2 separate regions of the Homo sapiens genome follow, and region 2 is linked to region 1. A link is a loop called in an ENCODE intact Hi-C map of the cell type or tissue named here. Cell type or tissue: endothelial cell of umbilical vein. All regions are shown on one strand. Each heading gives the region's core, and the rest is flanking DNA. Links, peaks and the distances in the headings are about the cores only.

Region 1 (10,014 bases), core at 1,106-9,105:
AAGCCTTTGACAAAATTCAACAACCCTTCATGCTAAAAACTCTCAGTAAATTAGGTATTGATGGGACGTATTTCAAAATAATAAGAGCTATCTATGACAAACCCACAGCCAATATCATACTGAATGGGGAAAAACTGGAAGCATTCCCTTTGAAAACTGGCACAAGTCAGGGATGCCCTCTCTCACCACTCCTATTCAACATAGTGTTGGAAGTTCTGGCCCGGGCAATTAGGCAGGAGAAGGAAATAAAGGGTATTCAGTTAGGAAAAGAGGAAGTCAAATTGTCTCTGTTTGCAGATGACATGATTGTATATCTAGAAAACCCCATTGTCTCAGCCCAAAATCTCCTTAAGCTGATAAGCAACTTCAGCAAAGTCTCAGGATACAAAATCAATGTACAAAAATCACAAGCATTCTTATACACCAACAACAGACAAACAGAGAGCCAAATCATGAGTGAACTCCCATTCACAATTGCTTCAAAGAGAATAAAATACCTAGGAATCCAACTTACAAGGGATGTGAAGGACCTCTTCAAGGAGAACTACAAACCACTGCTCAAGGAAATAAAAGAGGATACAAACAAATGGAAGAACATTCCATGCTCATGGGTAGGAAGAATCAATATCGTGAAAATGGCCATACTGCCCAAGGTAATTTACAGATTCAATGCCATCCCCATCAAGCTACCAATGACTTTCTTCACAGAATTGGAAAAAACTACTTTAAAGTTCATATGGAACCAAAAAAGAGCCCGGATTGCCAAGTCAATCCTAAGCCAAAAGAACAAAGCTGGAGGCATCACACTACCTGACTTCAAACTATACTACAAGGCTACAGTAACCAAAACAGCATGGTACTGGTACCAAAACAGAAATATAGATCAATGGAACAGAACAGAGCCCTCAGAAATAATGCCGCATACCTAGAACTATCTGACCTTTGACAAACCTGAGAAAAACAAGCAATGGGGAAAGGATTCCCTATTTAATAAATGGTGCTGGGAAAACTGGCTAGCCATATGTAGGAAACTGAAACTGGATCCCTTCCCTACACCTTATACAAAAATCAATTCAAGATGGATTAAAGATTTAAACGTTAGACCTAAAACCATAAAAACCCTAGAAGAAAACCTAGGCATTACCATTCAGGACATAGGCATGGGCAAGGACTTCATGTCCAAAACACCAAAAGCAATGGCAACAAAAGACAAAATTGACAAATGGGATCTAATTAAACTAAAGAGCTTCTGCACAGCAAAAGAAACTACCATCAGAGTGAACAGGCAACCTACAAAATGGGAGAAAATTTTCGCAACCTACTCATCTGACAAAGGGCTAATATCCAGAATCTACAATGAACTCAAACAAATTTACAAGAAAAAAACAAACAACCCCATCAAAAAGTGGGCGAAGGACATGAACAGACACTAATCAAAAGAAGACATTTATGCAGCCAAAAAACACATGAAAAAATGCTCATCATCACTGGCCATCAGAGAAATGCAAATCAAAACCACTGTGAGATACCATCTCACACCAGTTAGAATGGCAATCATTAAAAAGCCAGGAAACAACAGGTGCTGGAGAGGATGTGGAGAAATAGGAACACTTTTACACTGTTGGTGGGACTGTAAACTAGTTCAACCATTGTGGAAGTCAGTGTGGCGATTCCTCAGGGATCTAGAACTAGAAATACCATTTGACCCAGCCATCCCATTACTGGGTATACACCCAAATGACTATAAATCATGCTGCTATAAAGACACATGCACACGTATGTTTATTGCGGCATTATTCACAATAGCAAAGACTTGGAACCAACCCAAATGTCCAACAATGATAGACTGGATTAAGAAAATGTGGCACATATACACCATGGAATACTATGCAGCCATAAAAAAGGATGAGTTCATGTCCTTTGTAGGGACATGGATGAAATTGGAAATCATCATTCTCAGTAAACTATCGCAAGAACAAAAAACCAAACACCGCATATTCTCACTCATAGGTGGGAATTGAACAATGAGATCACATGGACACAGGAAGGGGAATATCACACTCTGGGGACTGTGGTGGGGTGGGGGGAGGGGGGAGGGATAGCATTGGGAGATATACCTAATGCTAGATGATGAGTTAGTGGGTGCAGCGCACCAGCATGGCACATGTATACATATGTAACTAACCTGCACAATGTGCACATGTACCCTAAAACTTAAAGTATAATAAAAAAAAAAGAAAAAAAATAATCCCATTTATAATAGCTATGAATAAAATAGCTAAGAATTAAGTTTACCAAAGAAGTAAAAGATCTCTGCAATCAAAACTATAAATTGATTGCAATGATGCAAGAAACTAAAGAGGACACCAGAAAAATGGAATGATATTCCATGCTCATGGATTGGAATATTGTTAAAATGTCCACACTGCCCAAAGCAATCTACAGATTCAATGCAATCTCTATGAAAATACCAATGACTGTCTTCACAGAAATAGAAAAAAAATCCTAAAATTTGTATGGGAACCACAGAAGACCCAGAAAAGCCACAGCTAATCTAAGCCAAAAGAACAGAACTGTAGGAATCACACTACCTGACTTCAAATTATATGACAGAGCTATAATAACCAAAACAACGTGGTATTGGCATAAAAACAGACACACAGATCAATGGAACAGAAAAGAGAACTCAGAGATAAATTCATACATCCTTAGTAAACTTGTTTTCAACAAAGGTGCCAAGAACATACATTGGGGAAAGGCAGTCTCTTCAATAAATGATGCAAGGAAAAACTGCATATTTATATGTAGATGAATGAAAGTAGACCCCATCTCTTGTCATATGCAAAAATTGAATCAAAATGGATTACAGACTTAAATCTAAGACCTCAAACTATGAAACTACTCCAAGAAAACCCTGGGGAAGTCTGAGCATGGTGGCTCACGCCTGTAATTCCAGCACTTTGGGAAGCCAAGGTGGGTGGATCACAAGGTCAAGAGATGGAGACCATCCTGGCCAACATGGTGAAACCCTGTCTCTACTAAAATACAAAAAGTTAGCCGAGCATGGTGGTACATACCTGTAGTCCCAGCTACTCGGGAGGCTGAGGCAAGGGAATTGCTTGAACTCAAGAAGTTGAGGTTGCAGTGAGCCAAGATTGTGCCACTGCACTTCAGCCTGGTGACAGAGCAAGACTCTGCCTCAAACAAAAACAAACAACAACAACAAAAAAACCACTTGGGAAACTCTCCAGGACACTAAACTGGGCAAAGATTTCTTGAGTAATACTTCACAAGCACAGGCAACCAAAGCAAAAACGGACAAATGAGATCACAAGTTAAAAAGCTTCTGTAAAGCAAAGGAAACAATCAACAAAGTAAAGAGACAACAGAATGGGAGAAAATATTCAGGCCACTGAATTCATTTTAAATGATAGATTCTTCCCCTTGCCTCATCCCAGAACCACTCTGTATCTTCAGGGGCTGGGTCCAGGCACCTAGAGAGTTTGTAAAAATTCCACAAGAGGTTCTGATGTACAGGCAGGACTGAGAACCCCCAGTTAGTGCAAAGGAGAGTGTCTTCCTATGGTGACTTCTATCATTAAAAATCTACTTCTGAACTTGGGCTGCAAAGTAGCAGGAAGAAAACCACCAGCTGAGTTAGGTTTCCATGAGCAAGAGATTCTTACCCAAGGTTCAATCATAAATTACATGACTTGAAAGCAAATTCTCTAAAATGAGCATGTTGCCCAAGATCTTAAAAATAAATAGAATAGGCCGGGCACAGTGGTTCATGCCTGTAATCCCAGCACTTTGGGAGGCCAGGGTGGGCGAATCACCTTAGGTCAGGAGTTCAAGACAAGCCTGGCCAACATGGCAAAATTCCGTCCTTACTAAAAATACAAAAATTAGCTGGGCGTGATGGCGGGCGCCGGTAATCCCAGCTACTCGGGAGGCTGAGGCAGGAGAATCACTTGAACCCGGGAGGCGGAGGTTGCAGTGAGCTGAGATCACGCCACTTCACTCCAGCCTGGGCAACAAGAGCGAGATTCTGTCAAATAAATAAATAAACAAATAAATAAAAAGAATAAAATAAAATGAGATGGCACAGTATCACCACCCTTCCCCATCAGTAATCACTCAGTGCAGGAATACCCCTCACCCTGCGGCTTTACAAGCATCAATTACTCTGGTGTTTTTAGGCTGTGGAGGTGGATGGTAATTTACAACCGATCAGAGAAAGAAAGAAAATAAGTAGCCAGAGTAGACTCCCATATGTGGTATGTGCCGAAAATGGAAAATTCATCTTATTAAGTGGAACAGCTCCCTCAGCACTTTTCACAGATTCCCTAGGATATCCTACGATTGATACGTTTCAATGAGCCATCTTTATCTGTGTTTTGGTTCCAACTAAATATTAATTCATAGATGCGCTAAAGACCCCACATTCTTAATTCCAGATTATTTTATGAAGATATCACTTTAAGGCCGGGTGTGGTAGCTCACGCCTATAATCCCAGCACTTTGGGAGGCTGAGGCTGGTGGATCACAAGTTCAGGAGATCGAGACCATCCTGGCCAACATGGTGAAACTCTGTCTCTACTAAAAATACAAAAATTAGCCAGGCGTGGTAGCATACGCCTGTAATCCCAGCTACTTGGGAGGCTGAGGCAGGAGAATCGCTTGAACCCAGGAGCGGGGTTGCAGTGAGCCGATATCGCGCCTCTGCTCTCCAGTCTGGGCGACAGAGAGAGACTCCATCTCAAAACAAAAACAAACAAACAAACAACAAGAAAACTCCAAAAATACAAAAACTAGTGTTTCCCAGAACACATGCTGAGAAGTGTGTTCATCAGGAAACGACAGAGCTCATCCCATAGCACTGAAAACATTCCCGCTCATTTCTGAGAATCTTTGCTGAATCTTTACACAAAGGGTAAAGTTACTCCACTCGAACCTGTGGGCTTATCTTTCTCCATGGCACATTCTAACAGCATGTTTGTGCCTGTCCTTCCTTCTCACAAAACACAATAAAGGTCCTTCTAGTGAAAAGTACTCTGAATGGGTCTCTCAAAGCACTTGTTTAACAGGAAAGCTTAGTTGGGCTAGAGGATTTCCTTTCTTTAAAAAAAAAAGAAAGCAACTTTCTGTGCTACAACCCTCATTAAAGAAACTAGCGCAGTTCAGGCTGCTTAGGCAGTGTTTTGCTAGAATGGGTGCTGGTCCCTGGTGTTAGTCTGGTGGTACCTCGCAGGGTGACTCATGTTCTGATGTCTTAAAGAACTGATTCTCTGAAGGAAATTATTCAGGATGTGAAATGTCAAGAAAGACAGATGATGATTAAAAAAAGAAAGAGAAGTCAGGGTGACACTGACCTTAACTGGGAAATTGCACAAATGAGAATATAGTGGGAAAGGAAAGAGGGATGAAGAGGGCAAAGAGAGGAAGGGAGGAAAGAAGGAGAGCAGACTGGCTGTGAGGGAGGCAGGGCACATGGGAAATGGGAGGAAAGAGGTCTGGCATTTACTGAACATCATCTGTGTGCTTGGGAAGGGCGCAGAGAGGTATTAGAATAAGAATTTTTGTAAAAAGTCACAGGCAAAGTCATTTGATATGGGTTTTGAGAAGCGAGAACCACCCAAATCCCCTAGGAATATAAATCACCCTTGGAAAACATGACTAAGATTCAAGACTGAGCATTTTTTTTTTTTTTTTGAGATGGAGTCTCACTTTGTCACCCAGGATGGCGTGTAGTGGTGGGATCTTGGTTCACTGCAACCTCCATTTCCCAGGTTCAAGCGATTCTCCTGCCTCAGCCTCCCGAGTAGCTGGGATTATAGGTGTGCACCACCATGCCGGGCTAATTTTTGTATTTTTAATAGAGATGGGGTTTCACTATGTTGGCCAGGCTGGTCTCGAACTCCTGACCTCAGGCGATTCAACTTCCTTGGCCTCCCAAAGTGCTGGGATTACAGGCATGAGTCGCCGCACCCGGCCAAGACTGAGCTCTTTTAATGCCCATATACCGAGGGTAGAAATCTACAAAACATATGACCTGCAAACTGAATGATCAGGAAAGGATCCTAACCACCAGAATGGGCAGGCAGAGTTGTAAAAAAACAGGGGATGAGAGTTTCCACCCACTACATGCGTCTCTGACATTTCTGCAGGCACCCAATCCCGGTCCCTTTGCTGTGTCTCGGACTACACGTCTGATGGCGTGCCACCAAGCACCAAGAGCAAAGTTGACCCTGGACCCCATGGAGCCAATTCTCCTGCCACCCCATCAGATATCTACATTTGGTAGAGATTCCAAAATTGTGATAGGAGACTAAGCAGTGCAATTAGCGGGGAAAGGAATGAGGAAGAAGCATGTTTTATTCACTGTTTGGGCAATCAACTAGAACTTCCTTGTAACTTGTCTGGCTGCTTCAGCTTTAGCTAGTTCACCAATATCCAGTCTGGACCTGTTATGACAGAGGCCACCTTCCTGTTCAGATTGGTGGGAATTCCATTTTCTTTCTTTCTTTTTTTTTTTTTTTTTTGAGTTGGAGTTTCACTCTTGTTGCCCAGGCTGGAGTGCAATGGCACCATCTCAGCTCACTGCCACCTCTGCCTGCCGGGTTCTAGTGATTCTCCTGCCTCAGCCTCCCAAATAGCTGGGACTACAGGCACTTGCCACCACGCCTGGCTAATTTTTGTATTTTTAGTAGAGACGGGGTTTCACCATGTTGGTCTGGCTGGTCTTGAACTCCTGACCTCAGGTGATCCACTCACCTCAGTCTCCCAAAGTGCTGGGATTGCAGGCGTGAGCCACTGTGCCCGGCAGGGAATTTCACTTTAATTTTGGTCAAGTATCATGAGTTTAGTACCTTCTGATTCAAGGCAGAAGGCACTTAAGCTCAATCCTCAACAGCTTGAAATCAAAACCAGAAACCCACTCTAAGAGGTAATCCATCTAAATGTTTGCTATGGAAAGGTAGCGGACACACAACATACAGGAGTCAATGGCCTCCCCACATTTGGGTGAGATGGGGCTCGCGGGGTGCATGCACTCCCCACACTGAGAATCTCCCCACAGGCAGATTCTGTGACCAGAACAGGAAGAATCATTGCAGAAATGGGATTTCATGCATATCACATCTTCTACAGGTTAAAATTATTAGAAAAAAATAGCTCATCCAGATAGCAGAACCCAAGAAAGAGAAACTAGAGGGGGGGTTTGGCATGGGGGAAAAAGAGGCTTCTAGAAAGCCTTCAAGGGCAGAATGGCAGTAACAGAGACCTCGGGAAAACCAGCTAAAATCCGAGGCTTCTCTGACTAAGGCTGCAGGGAGGCGTGTCTGGAGCGCTGAAACCAGAACACTATGATAATGATTTCTGTGAATGTGATGCTAAGGTTGTTCGGCTAGAATTTTAGGGAACACCATGGAGGAAATATTTTCAGCCTGATATCAAATCTGGGGTCCAGAGAGAAAAGTCTCAGCTTGCTCATGGAGAAGAGCTACAAGAGAAGCCCACATCTGTTTGCCAGGGTGGGAGAACCAGCAGGAGATGAAATAGAAAAGCCACAAAAGAAAAGGCATCATGGTAAAAGCAAGCCATGTTCTACTGCCTTCAGTGATGTACTGTCTGCGGTCACTTACACTCAACATTGGCAGAGACCACGTGGTCCACAAAGCCTAAAATGTTTACTTGCTGGCCCTTTACAGAAAAAGTTTGCTGGCCTTGGTCTAGACCCTGCCTCTGATGCTGGCCTGACCCTGGGCAGACCATATACATATATATATATATATATATATATATATATATACACACACACACACACACACATACACAAGGATGGTTATTTATATAACTCATACCGCCAATTTAACAATACTAATAGTTAACATCTAAGACTGATTGATATGTATCCTTTAAAAATTTCTGGGTGCAGTAACATGCAGATTCTTGCCCGCATAACTCCATTTTAAGAATATATACACTGGCTACGCATCGTAGCTCATGCCTGTAATTCCAGGAGTTTGAGAGGTTGAGGTGGGCAGATCCCTTGAGCTCAGGAGTTTGAGACGAGCCTGGGCAACATAGTGAAATACCATCTACACACACAAACACACACACAAATACAAAAATTAGTTGGACATACTGGTGCATGCCTGTAGTCCAGCTACTCAGGAGGCTGAGGTAGGAGGATCACTTGAGTCCAGGAGGTCAAGGCTGCAGTGAGCCGAGTTCACACCACTGGACTCCAGCTGGGGAGACACAGTGAGACCCTGCCTCAAAATATATATATATATATATATATATATATATATATATATATATATATATATATATATATATATATATACACACACTAACAAAGACCTTAATGTATTTTCTCTGCAGAACTTGTCAGATATGCTCTCCCAGCCCTTCTTACTAAGGACAATGGGTACTTGTCCAAGCCCATCCACCATTCTGTCAGTCGCATCCTAAGAAGAGATCAGAGAAGATTCTCTCCTAGACCACGCAAAATAGACCGATCATCTTTGGCACGTGTGGCCATGACCCACATGAGGATTTATAAGCGACCTAGTCACCGGGACTTCATGTGGTTACCTTTTCTGAATGGCTCCCGGTTCTCCTCTGCTTCCCTGTTGACTCGGTTTTGTTCTGGTTCAACAGCAGACCCCTGGTCATCAAGTTCATCTTCTGTTTCATCATCACTGTAGGGAACCACTTCGTCATTAGGCTGAGAATCCTCGTCAAATGTCGTTTCTGAGTCTCTTTCTGTACTCATTCTGCTGGCAAATTGGAACTACCTGCTTAAAAGGAAAGAGAAACCAGAGTGAATTATGACTCTTGCCCAGTTTTTGGTTGAATACTGCCTGCATGCTGCTACAATGCCCCTTTTACAGAACATTGTCTAACATGTAAATATTCTGGAATAGTACCCCCAAATTCAACTTGACATGAAGACAAGAACAAAACCATTCAGTACTGATTAAATGCTTGGGTAAGATTTTTTTAAAAAATATGGAGCTGCAAACCTTTTATTTTTAAACAAGGGTATATATATATATGTATGTGTATATATATATGTATATATGTATATATATGTGTATATGTATATATGTGTATATATGTATATATATGTATATATGTATATATGTGTATATATGTATATATGTGTATATATGTATATATGTGTATATATGTATATATGTGTATATATATGTATATATGTATATATGTGTATATATGTATATATGTGTATATATGTATATATATGTGTATATATGTGTGTATATATGTGTATATATGTGTGTATATATATGTATATATGTGTATATATATGTATATATATATTCAAGGCAATATTTCAAATTAGGGGGTCTCAATGAAATAAATTTAGTGGGTAACAATCAACATTAAAATAAAATGAAACAGGCTATAAAATATCAGATTACAGCACATATAATAAGTACTGCTTGATAAAATAGTTGTACACATTCACACATTTATTTGCATTGTGGGTGTTAGTGGAGTTGAATTTCTTTTTTTTCTTTTTTTGAGATAGAGTCTCCCTCTGTCACCCAGGCTGGAGTGCAATGGCACGATCTCGGCTCACTGTCACCTCCGCCTCCTGTGTTCAAGTGATTCTCCTGCCTCAACCTCCCAAGTAGCTGGGATTACAGGCACACACCACCACGCCCGGCTAATTTTTGTATTTTTAGTAGAGACGGGGTTTCACTGTGTTAGCCAGGATGGTCTCGAACTCCTGACCTCAAGTCATCCACCCGCCTCGGCTTCCCAAAGTGCTGGGATTACAGGCCCGCGCCCGGCCGGAGTTGAATTTCTTACTGTGGATTGCTGGCAAAGTTGACAAACCACTGCTCTAAGATATCTGGTTTCTGCTAACACTAACGTCCTGAGCCTTTGTTCTGATACAACATTTTTAATATAACCTTAGATCTTCCAAGTTTACTGACTTCCCAGGAACACTCCCTAGCCTTTCTATCTTCCTAACTA
Region 2 (10,014 bases), core at 1,442-9,441, 53 kb before region 1:
TGAACTCACGAGCTCATGTGATCTGCCCAACTCAGCCTCCCAGCGTGCTGGGATTACAGGCATGAGCCACTGCACCCAGCCTAAACATCACTTTATAATAGACTTTGCTTTTCTAAACTTCTATAGGGTCCAGGACTGCACTTCCAGTTTCCAAAGGGAAAAGCTTACCTTTCTTCTAAATCTTCTATTACCTTTCTCATTTTCTCATTTTCTCTTTTTCTCTTCATGACTAGGAAAATATCAGACCAAGGGAGCTGCCTTGGGGTGTAATGACATAAGCACGAACCTGACAACTTTATAACTTGTTCCAACAAACTGTGATACAAGTCCAATCACCTATGAACTCTCCACTAAGCATTATTCCCTCAAACCAATTCTAAAATACACAAGCCATTGTTAAAGCTGAGGTCAAAGCTTTTAATGGAAAAGAGTATCTGGCAATTTTCCCATGATGAACGATTCAAACATTTTCTTTTTTTTTCTTTTTCTTTTTCTTTTTTTTTTTTTTGAGATGAAGTCTCACTCTATCGCCCAGGCTTGAGTGCAGTGGTGCGATCTCGGTTCACTGCAACCTCTGCCTCCCTGGTTCACGCCATTCTCCTGCCTCAGCCTCCTGAGTAGCTGGGATTACAGGCGGGTGCCACTGCATCTGGCTAATCTTTGTATTTTTGGTAGAGACGGGGTTTCACCATGTTGGCCAGGATGGTCTCGATCTGTTAACCTCGTGATCTGCCACCTCACCCTCCCAAAGTACTGGGATTACAGGCGTGAGCTACTGCACCCAGCCTGATTTAAACATTTTAAACAGTTTCAACATGAACCAGTAAACATCTCATTACTTTATAGTCACATCTTTTTTATTTTGACCAAGTTTTGCTCTTGTCGCCCAGGCTGGAGTGCAATGGTACGATCTCGGCTCACTCTACCCCCTCCCTCTGGGGTTCAAGCGATTCTCCTGCCTCAGCTTCCCAAGTAGCTGGGATTACAGGTGCCCACCACCACACCCAGTTAATTTTTTTGTATTTTTAGTGGAGACGGGGTTTCACCACGTTGGCCAGGCTGGTCTTGAACTCCTGACCTCAGGTGATACACCCGCCTTGGCCTCCCAAAGTGCTGGGACTACAGGCATGAGACACCAAATACTCAATCAGTTGAACCGCTTCTGCCATCTTGGCTAGACAAGATGTGACCTATAGTCAGCTCTGTCATCCTGTCACATATGAATGCTTTCCTTCCTTTGCACTACAACTTGAAGTTAGTGGAGGTCTTGGGGACCACACACATAGTAAGACTACAACCTAGTATGGTTATGTAGCTTGCTCAAGGCCACTGGAAGAGAGCTAAGCCATTCCCCTGCCTCAGTCCTATAGACCTTGAAGACCCACATGCTGGGAGAGGGCACCATGGTGATATCCCAGGAAGTCAGTGGCAGGGGCAGAACTGGGACCCAGGTGGCTGTATTCCTACTTTACTGCTCTTTCCACCCCAACTATTGCAAAGCAAAGGGAGGGTCAGCAGTTAACATACAGCTTTCATGCAAACTTAACAGACAGCATCAGAGAGTAAGTTCAGAATCCCTTGCAGAAAGAATAAAAGTGAAACTTACATCCAGGGCATCCTGTGTTTCTTGCTTAGTAGGATTCATTCGATGTAACCGTTCATAAATAACAGTGTCAGCACCTTTACAGTAAAGCTTGATATTGCCTTCTGGGGTTCTTACTGGTAGTAAAAGAAGGAAATAAACACAACAAAGTTTGATTTTTTATATATATATTTTTTGAGACAGGGTCTTGCTCTGTTGTCCAGGCTGGAGTGCAGCAGTTCAGTATCGGCTCACTGTAGCCTCGACCCCCCAGGCTCAAGCAATCCTCCCATCTCAGCCTCCCGAGTAGCTGGGACTACAGGTGCATGCCACCATGCCTGGCTAATTTTTATTTTTATAGACATTGGAGGTCTCACTATGTTACCCAGGCTGGTCTTGAACTCCTGGGCTCAAGCAATCCTCCTGCCTCAGCCTCCCAAAATGCTGGGATTACAGATGTGAGTTACCACACCCAGCTAAGTTTGATTTTTTAATAGAAAACTACATTTATAAAGTTAATTTGAAATGTTACTATCTCATAATTCACTGTTAGCTTAAAACCATCAGTTCCTCTAGAAAAGTGTTGCCTTCAACAAAACTGGTAAGTCATTATCTACATTGAATGTAATAGTGAAATAAATATAAAAAGATTCCTTCACAGTCAGCTCTGTTTTTTATAACCTCAGTTATTCTTCCAACAAATATTTACTGACTCCCTACCATGTGCTATGCCATGTTCTAGTTACTTTCTTTTGTAGACTTTTTCTCCATCCAACCAACAGGTAGTTTCTCACCTATGAACTCACAACACTTACTGCTTTTAATACTTCGACCACAACACCACTCCTAATGACCATTTTTTTTGGGTTTTTTGATTAATGCAATAATTGTAATACATCCCTCACTGTTAACCAGATTTTAAATCAAGGTAGATGGCAAGCATGATAATCAGTCTAGATCTGTGTAAGGGACACAGAAAGCGTTCAGTAAGTGTGCCTAAGGAGGGTGTAATAGTTAAACCTGTATATTTTTATTGGTTAAAAATTCAATCATAGTGGAGAAGGCTTGTAGATACCACCTTAACCAAGTGATCAAAGTTAACATCCCCATTAATGAGACAAACCAATAATATATACCTTCTGGCTAGGCAGGGTGGCTCACGCCTGTAATCCCAGCACTCTGGGAGGCCAAGGCGGGCCAGTCACCTGAGGTCGGCAGTTGGAGACCAGCCTGACCAACATGGAGAAACCTTGTTTCTACTAAAAATACAAAATTAACCAGGCATGGTGGCACATGCCTGTAATCCCAGCTACTCAGAAGGCTGAGGCAGGAGAATCACTTGAACCAGGGAGGTAGAGGTTGCAGTGAGCCGAGATAGCACCATTGCACTTCAGCCTGGGCAGCAAGAGTGAAACTCTGTCTCAAAAAAAAAAAAAAAAAAAGTATATATATATATATATATATATATATATATATATATATATATATAACATGTATATACACATATATACATACATATATCTACATATATACACACATATATAAATACATGTATATATAAATATACATATATAAATATATGTATATATATATAAATATAAATGTGTGTGTGTGTATACACCTTCTGATGTGATACTTAAAGAAAAGCACAGCATCACTTACGGACTCTTCCTGCCAACAATGTGTAACCTAGCTCTAATCATGAGGGAACATCAGACAAACGCAAATGGAGGGATAGCCTATAAAATAACCAGCCTGTGCTTTTTAAAAATATCAATGGATGAAAGATCAAAAAGAGATTGAACCGTCCTTGACTCAGAGTCATGATCACCTAATATAACCTGTGATCTTAGATTGGATCCTGGACCAGAAAAACAAAGAATGAACCTCCCTGGTAAAATCTGATAAAGTCTATTGATTAGATAATATTGTACTGTGTTAAATTTTCTGGTTCTGAACATTGCACTGTATATATAAGTGAGTGCTTCTGTTCTTAGGAAATACCTACTATGGTATATAGTACAGTATTTAGGGGAAAGGGACATTAGGCCTGCAATTTATTCTCTTTTTTATATTTTTATTTTCTTTTTTTATCATGTAATCTTGCTCCTTCTAACGCAATTTACTCTCAAATGGTTCAGAAAACAATAACCTGTATGTATGTGTGTGTACATATATATGTGTGTATATATATAGGTATATATAATGAAATTACATATATATAATTAGATATATATTAGATCTATATATAGAGATATGTAAATGAAATTTCATTATGTTAACAATTGGTGGATATGGAAGAGTATGAGGGCTCTTTAAACCATTCTTGTAACTTTTCTATAAGTTTGAGATTATTTCAAATTACGAATTTAAAGCAGTTCAGTGGTAGGAAGTGATTTTCATCTTCACTTGGTGGTCTGTTATGTGCCTGCATTGCAGATATGATTTTGATTCATAAGCATAGCTTTGCTTTTCTCAGAAATCTTTTCCTGCTGAGTCCTCCCTTCCCTGCCATCAAGTACAGAAGAGAGCACTCAGAGGTGCTCAAAAAATAAAAGAGCATGTGTTGTTTAAAATAAAAGACTGCTACAAATGTCTACCTGCTGCTTCAGAAATGTTCCACCTGCTGCCCCAGATTCAGCATCTGGCAGCCCACGTGGTTAAAGAATGTCAGCAGCTGTAATCCCAGCTACTCAGGAGGCTGAGGCAGGAGACTCGCTTGAACCTGGGAGGCGGAGGTTGCAGTGACCTGAGATCGCACCACTGCACTCCTGGGTGACGGAGCAAGACTCCATCTCAAAAAAAAAAAAAAAAAGAAAAGAAAAGAAAAAAAAGAGAGGGATTAAAAAAGAACGTCAGCAGCATTTGCAAGATTCAGAGATACTGTGGCTACCCCTTTGAGTAGGGAACACAGTGAAGAATGAAGAAAACAATACCAGTTTCTTTTTTTTTTTTTTTTGAGACGGAGTCTTGCTTTATCGCCCAGGCTGGAATGCAGTGGCGCGATGTCGGCTCACTGCAAGCTCTGCCTCCCGGGTTCACGCCATTCTCCTGTCTCAGCCTCCCGAGTGGCTGGGACTACAGGTGCCAGCCACCACGCCCGGCTAATTTTTTTTGTATTTTTAGTAGAGACGGGGTTTCACCGTGTTAGCCAGGATGGTCTCGATCTCCTGACCTCGTGATCCACCCGCCTCGGCCTCCCAAAGTGCTGGGATTACAGGCGTGAGCCACCACGCCCAGCCAACAATACCAGTTTCAGTAAAGCTGCAGAAATCTCCCAGGAGCCAAGTAGCTCTTTCACTGGCTGCTTTATCCTGATGCCACTCAATACAATGGGCACAAGCAACATCTAAATGAGCGATTCATAGACAGACTCTGAGGGGGACTTACCAATGATAGACATTCGCTTCCGGTCACTGTTGAAGTCCAAAATGGCAAGAACATTGTAAGTCCTTTCAGTGCCCAGTTCACTGATGGTGATGGTGTTCTGGGTCCTGGCGAGGAAGGCAAAGCCAAAGTTCCTGGCAGCGTTTACCAGGGCACCTTCATCGGGAGAGGCTGCCTGGTAGTTGAGCTGACCTAACAAGGAAGCGAGAGAAATCCCAGAAAAGCTGTAAAAACAAATGCAGAGCTCATTGTTGAGGCCTCTGCTGAGGCTCCTGTGGGGGTCAGATGGGCTGCAAAGCCCAAAACATCCCCAGGAAAACGAGTCATTGACTTGGAAGGGTTATGCCAAGATTAAAACTTCTTTGTTTTATCTTGACTTATAAACAGTAATATAAACTAAAAAAGAAACATTGGTGGAGAATGAGGGAAAATTCCCATAATCCCACCATCCACAGGAGAAACAACAGGTGTTGACATTTTATCATTCCCTCCAGTGCCTTTTAAAATGTCTGTATCTGAAATTGTTTCTATCAAGCTGAATATACATTTACATCCTGATTATTTTAATGCTGTATCTGAGCATATTGCCATCCCTTTTTAAATTCTTTATAAACATTTGAACAAATGTAAATATGTTATCATTTTCCCATTACAGACACTTAATTTCCAAATTTTTTTACTCTCAAAAAGTCACACTTTAATAACCCTTTTGTATGTGTGTAAAGATTTTTCTGTTTCTTTTTTCTTTTTAGAGACAGAGGTCTCCCTATGTTGTCCAGGCTGCTCTTGATCTCCGGGGCCCAAGTGATCCTTCTGCCTCAGCCTAATGAGTCGCTAGGGCTACAGGCTCATGTCACCTCACCTGGCTTATTCTCTTTCTTTCTTGTTTTTCTGAAACAGGGTCTCACCGTGTTGCCCAGGTTGCAGTGCAGTGGCACGATCATGGCTCACTGAAGCCTCAATCTCCCCAGGCTCAGTGATCCTCCTACCTCATCTTCCCATGTAGCTGGGATTACTGGTACACGCCACCACACCTGGCTAATTTTTTGTATTTTTTGTAGAGACGGGGTTTCACCATGTTGCTCAGGCTGGTCTCAAACTCCTGGACTCAAGTGATTCGCCTGCCTCAGTCCCTAAAGTGTTCGGATTACAGGCATGAGCCACTGCCCCTGGGCCCCTGGCTTATTTTCTAAGAGCAGATTCCTATTAGGAAAATACTGAGCCAGAGAACACTGATAATTTTAAAACTCATTGGTATACAATACTAATTTGTTTTCCAAGAAGGTTGTACCAGTTTATCTTCCCTCTAAAAAAGTATGTTTTCTTTCTTTCTTTCTTTTTTGTTTTTTTGAGACAGTCTTACTCTGGCACCAAGGCTGGAGTGCAGTGGCACCATCTCAGCTCACTGCAGCCTTGATCGCTTCAGGCGCAAGTGATCCTCCCACCTCAGCTTCCTGAGTAGTTGGGACTATAGGCGCACATCACCACGCCCAGCTAATGTTTGTATTTTTTGTAGAGACAGGATCTCACCATGTTGCCCAGGCTATTTTTTCTTTACCATAGCTATATTCTCCTTATTAAAAAAAAAAAGAAAAAAAAACCACACAGGCTGGGTGCAGTGGCTCACGCCTGTAATCCCAGCAATTTGGGAGGCTGAGGCAGGTAGATCATGAGGTCAGGAGATGGAGACCATCCTGGCTAACACAGTGAAACTCTGTCTCTACTAAAAACACAGAAAATTAGCCAGGCATGGTGGCACGTGCCTATAGTTCCAGCTACTCGGGAGGCTGAGGCAGGAGAATCACTTGAACCCAGAAGGTGGAGGTTGCAGTGAGCCGAGATCTCGCCACTGCACTCCACCCTGGTGACAGACCGAGACTCCATTTCAAAAAAAAAAAAAAAAAAAAAGAAAGAAAGAAAAGTTGAAACAAACCAACCAACCTTAGTTTGATCACTATCCGATATCTTAATGTTTAAAAGTTAAATAATGGAAAATTGTCTTCTATTCACAACTACATTTCAACAATAAGAATAAGCTAGGTTCAGTGGCACGTGCCTATAATTGCAACTATTCAGGAGGCTGAGGCAGGAGGATCACTTGAGCCCAGGAGTGTGAGGTTACAGTGAGCTTTGATATTCCACTGCACTCCAGCCTGGCTGACAGAGCAAGATGCAGTCTCTTTTAGGAAAAAAGAAAAAACCAATAAGAAGAGGAATAAATCTCACAGCCAGATACACAAAAGAGTACATATGCTACATGATTCCACTGAAATAAGCCAAAAAACTGACAGAGCTAACCTGTGTTATTCGTAGTCAGGAAAGTACTTTTCTTGTAATCACTGGAAAGGAATGTAAAGGGAATTCTAGGGGGATTGATAATGTTCTTTTTTAAAAATCTGGGTGCTCATTACAAGAGTATTGGTTTGTGAAAATTCATTGAGTTATATACTTATGATACGTACATATCTCTGTATACACATGTTGTACTTCAATAAAAAGTTTAAAAAATACTCTGCCTACCCAAGATCTTCTATTTTTCTACTCTAGTTATTTTGTCTCAAAATAGAAGGAAAAGCATTTCCGTGGCCAGATGACTTTGGACAGAAAGAGCATTTAGTTTTCCAAAATACTTTGACCAGGATGAAGGCCACAGATGCATGAGCAGCCTCACTTGGAATGGTTGGTGCTCTGGGGTAACGGTGGCAGAGAGAGCTAAACACACCTTCCTTCCTTCCTTCACAATTGGCTCAGAGGATTCACTTTTTAAGTCAATATTAATCACTTCCTAATTAATAATTAAAGATGACACTTAGGGTCTCTCTGTATTTGTTCACTCAGAAAGTCATTCACTAGAAGCTATAAACGCACTTCCTAAATCCGGCCATCTAGCAATCATATACAAATGCTAGAGGGCAAACTATTTAACCAGAGACAAATCAGCAGCGGTGAGAACAAAGCCTTTCCCTTCGGCAACTTAAGTTGGCACAGCGATATATGGCATAATATTGACAGCAAACGCATTTCCAGCAGAGAAAAGGAACAAAATAATAAAAAGTGGTAAAGTTCCCACAAGTAAGACACTCATATCTAGAGCAAACACCTTGATATTTTTATCATTAAAGAAAAAAAAATGTTTTCCATTACCTTCTGATAATGGAATCACAGAATTGCAGACTAACAGAGATGGGAAGAACGTCAGTGACTTGGTCCAAATTCCAACCTTATGACTGCTGGAAGACACTTGGACTAAAAAACTATGCAGCCATAAAAAGGAACAAAATCATGTCCTTTGTCACAATAGAGATTAGGCCATTATCCTAAGCAAATTAACTCAGGAACAGAAGACCACATACCTACCACATGTTCTCACTTAACATTGGGTACTCATGGACATAAAGACTGCAAAAATAGATAGTGGGGACTTCAAGAGAAAGGAGGGAGGGAGGGCAACAAGTGTTGAAAAACTTACTATTAGGGCAGGGCACGGTGGCTCACACCTGTAATCCCAGCACTTTGGGAGGCTGAGGCGGGTGGATCACAAGGTCAGGAGTTTGAGACCGGCCTGGCCAACATAGTGAAACCCCGTCTCTACTAAAAATGTAAAAAATTAGCCACGTGTGGTGGTATGCACCTGTAATCCCAGCTACTTGGGAGGCTGAGGCAGGAGAATCGCATAAACCCGGGAGGCAGAGGTTGCAGTGAACCGAGATCACACCATTGCACTCCAGCCCAGGCGATAGTTCGAGATTCTATCTCAAAAAAAAAAAAAGAAGAGAAAAGAAAAGAGTGTGGTGTTGATGGTATAGTGGTGAGCATAGCTGCCTTCCAAGCAATTGACCCGACTTCGATTCCCAGCCAATGCAGCAGGCTGACCTTTTGTCCTGGCTAACATGGTGAAACCCTGTCTCTACTAAAAATACAAAAAAAATTAGCCAGGCATGGTGGCGGGTGCCTGTAGTCCCAGCTACTTGGGAGGCTGAGGCAGGAGAATCGCATAAACCCGGGAGGCAGAGGTTGCAGTGAACCGAGATCACACCATTGCACTCCAGCCCAGGCGATAGTTCGAGATTCTATCTCAAAAAAAAAAAAAAAGAAGAGAAAAGAAAAGAGTGTGGTGTTGATGGTATAGTGGTGAGCATAGCTGCCTTCCAAGCAATTGACCCGACTTCAATTCCCAGCCAACGCAGCAGGCTGACCTTTCGTCCTGGCTAACATGGTGAAACCCTGTCTCTACTAAAAATACAAAAAAAATTAGCCAGGCATGGTGGCGGGTGCCTGTAGTCCCAGCTACTTGGGAGGCTGAGGCAGGAGAATGCATGAACCCGGGAGGCAGAGCTTGCAGTGAGCCGAGATCGCGCCACTGCTCTCCAGCCTGGGCAACAGAGCAAGACTCTGTCTCAAAAAAAAAAAAGAATAAAAAAGAAAAGAAAAACTAACTATTAAGTTCTGTGTTCACTACCTGGATGATGGGATCAATTGTACCCCAAACTTCAGGATCATGCAATATACCCATGTAACAAACATGCACATGTATCCCCTGAACCTAAAATAAAAATTGAAGGTGTAAAAACAAACTAAAAAAACAAACAAAAACAAAGCAACCTTCCTAAGAAAACTCTTTATTTATGGCACATTTAGAGGCAACCAGAAAGACCTTCTTTTTCTTTCACACACTAATTTGTGGCTCATGAAATTGATGTAATCAAAGAAAGATGCTCAAACCACAAATCCCACCTCTCAGTTCTCATCAACCTGATTCCCTAGCTTCAGGGTAATGGTGGCAGAGAAAGCTAAATGCACCTTTCTTCTCTCCTTCACAACTGCCTCAGCTGATTCACTCTAATTTCTTTTTGAGATGGAGTCTCACTTTGTCGCCCAGGCTGGAGCGCAGTGGCAAAATCTCGGCTCACAGCAACCTCCGCCTCGCGGGTTCAAGCAATTCTCCTGTCTCAGCCTCCCAAGTAGCTGGGACTACAGGTGCCCGCCACCACGCCCAGCTAATTTTTGTATGTTTAGTAGAGGTGGGGTTTCACAATATTGGTCAG

The links. Peaks named below come from ENCODE experiments on the same cell type or tissue, not always from the same donor. Only the 100,000 strongest peaks of a DNase experiment are listed, where the experiment ranks them.
Region 2: a loop joins it to region 1, with 4 times the contacts of the local background. A loop is called at or near these places in 3 of 110 quality-filtered maps.

The regions. Positions count from the first base shown.
Region 1 is chr18:57,723,026-57,733,039 of GRCh38, forward strand. ATP8B1 (ATPase phospholipid transporting 8B1) reads right to left here. Exons shown (of 28, transcript NM_001374385.1): 2 at 8,602-8,807. The coding sequence starts at 8,782. LOC105372141 (a long non-coding RNA gene) reads left to right here and starts at 8,807. Exons shown (of 4, transcript XR_935524.3): 1 at 8,807-8,998. In endothelial cell of umbilical vein, for the core only: no CTCF peak of the experiment used is centred there; DNase peaks (open chromatin) are centred at 5,246 and 6,136; H3K27ac peaks cover 1,681 bases.
Region 2 is chr18:57,669,862-57,679,875 of GRCh38, forward strand. ATP8B1 (ATPase phospholipid transporting 8B1) reads right to left here. Exons shown (of 28, transcript NM_001374385.1): 16 at 4,973-5,161; 17 at 1,607-1,719. It also overlaps the pseudogene TRG-TCC5-1 and the pseudogene TRG-TCC6-1. Among named protein-coding and RNA genes, the nearest start is that of ATP8B1-AS1, 45 kb to the left of the region's middle. In endothelial cell of umbilical vein, for the core only: no CTCF peak of the experiment used is centred there; DNase peaks (open chromatin) are centred at 5,260 and 7,950; H3K27ac peaks cover 3,239 bases.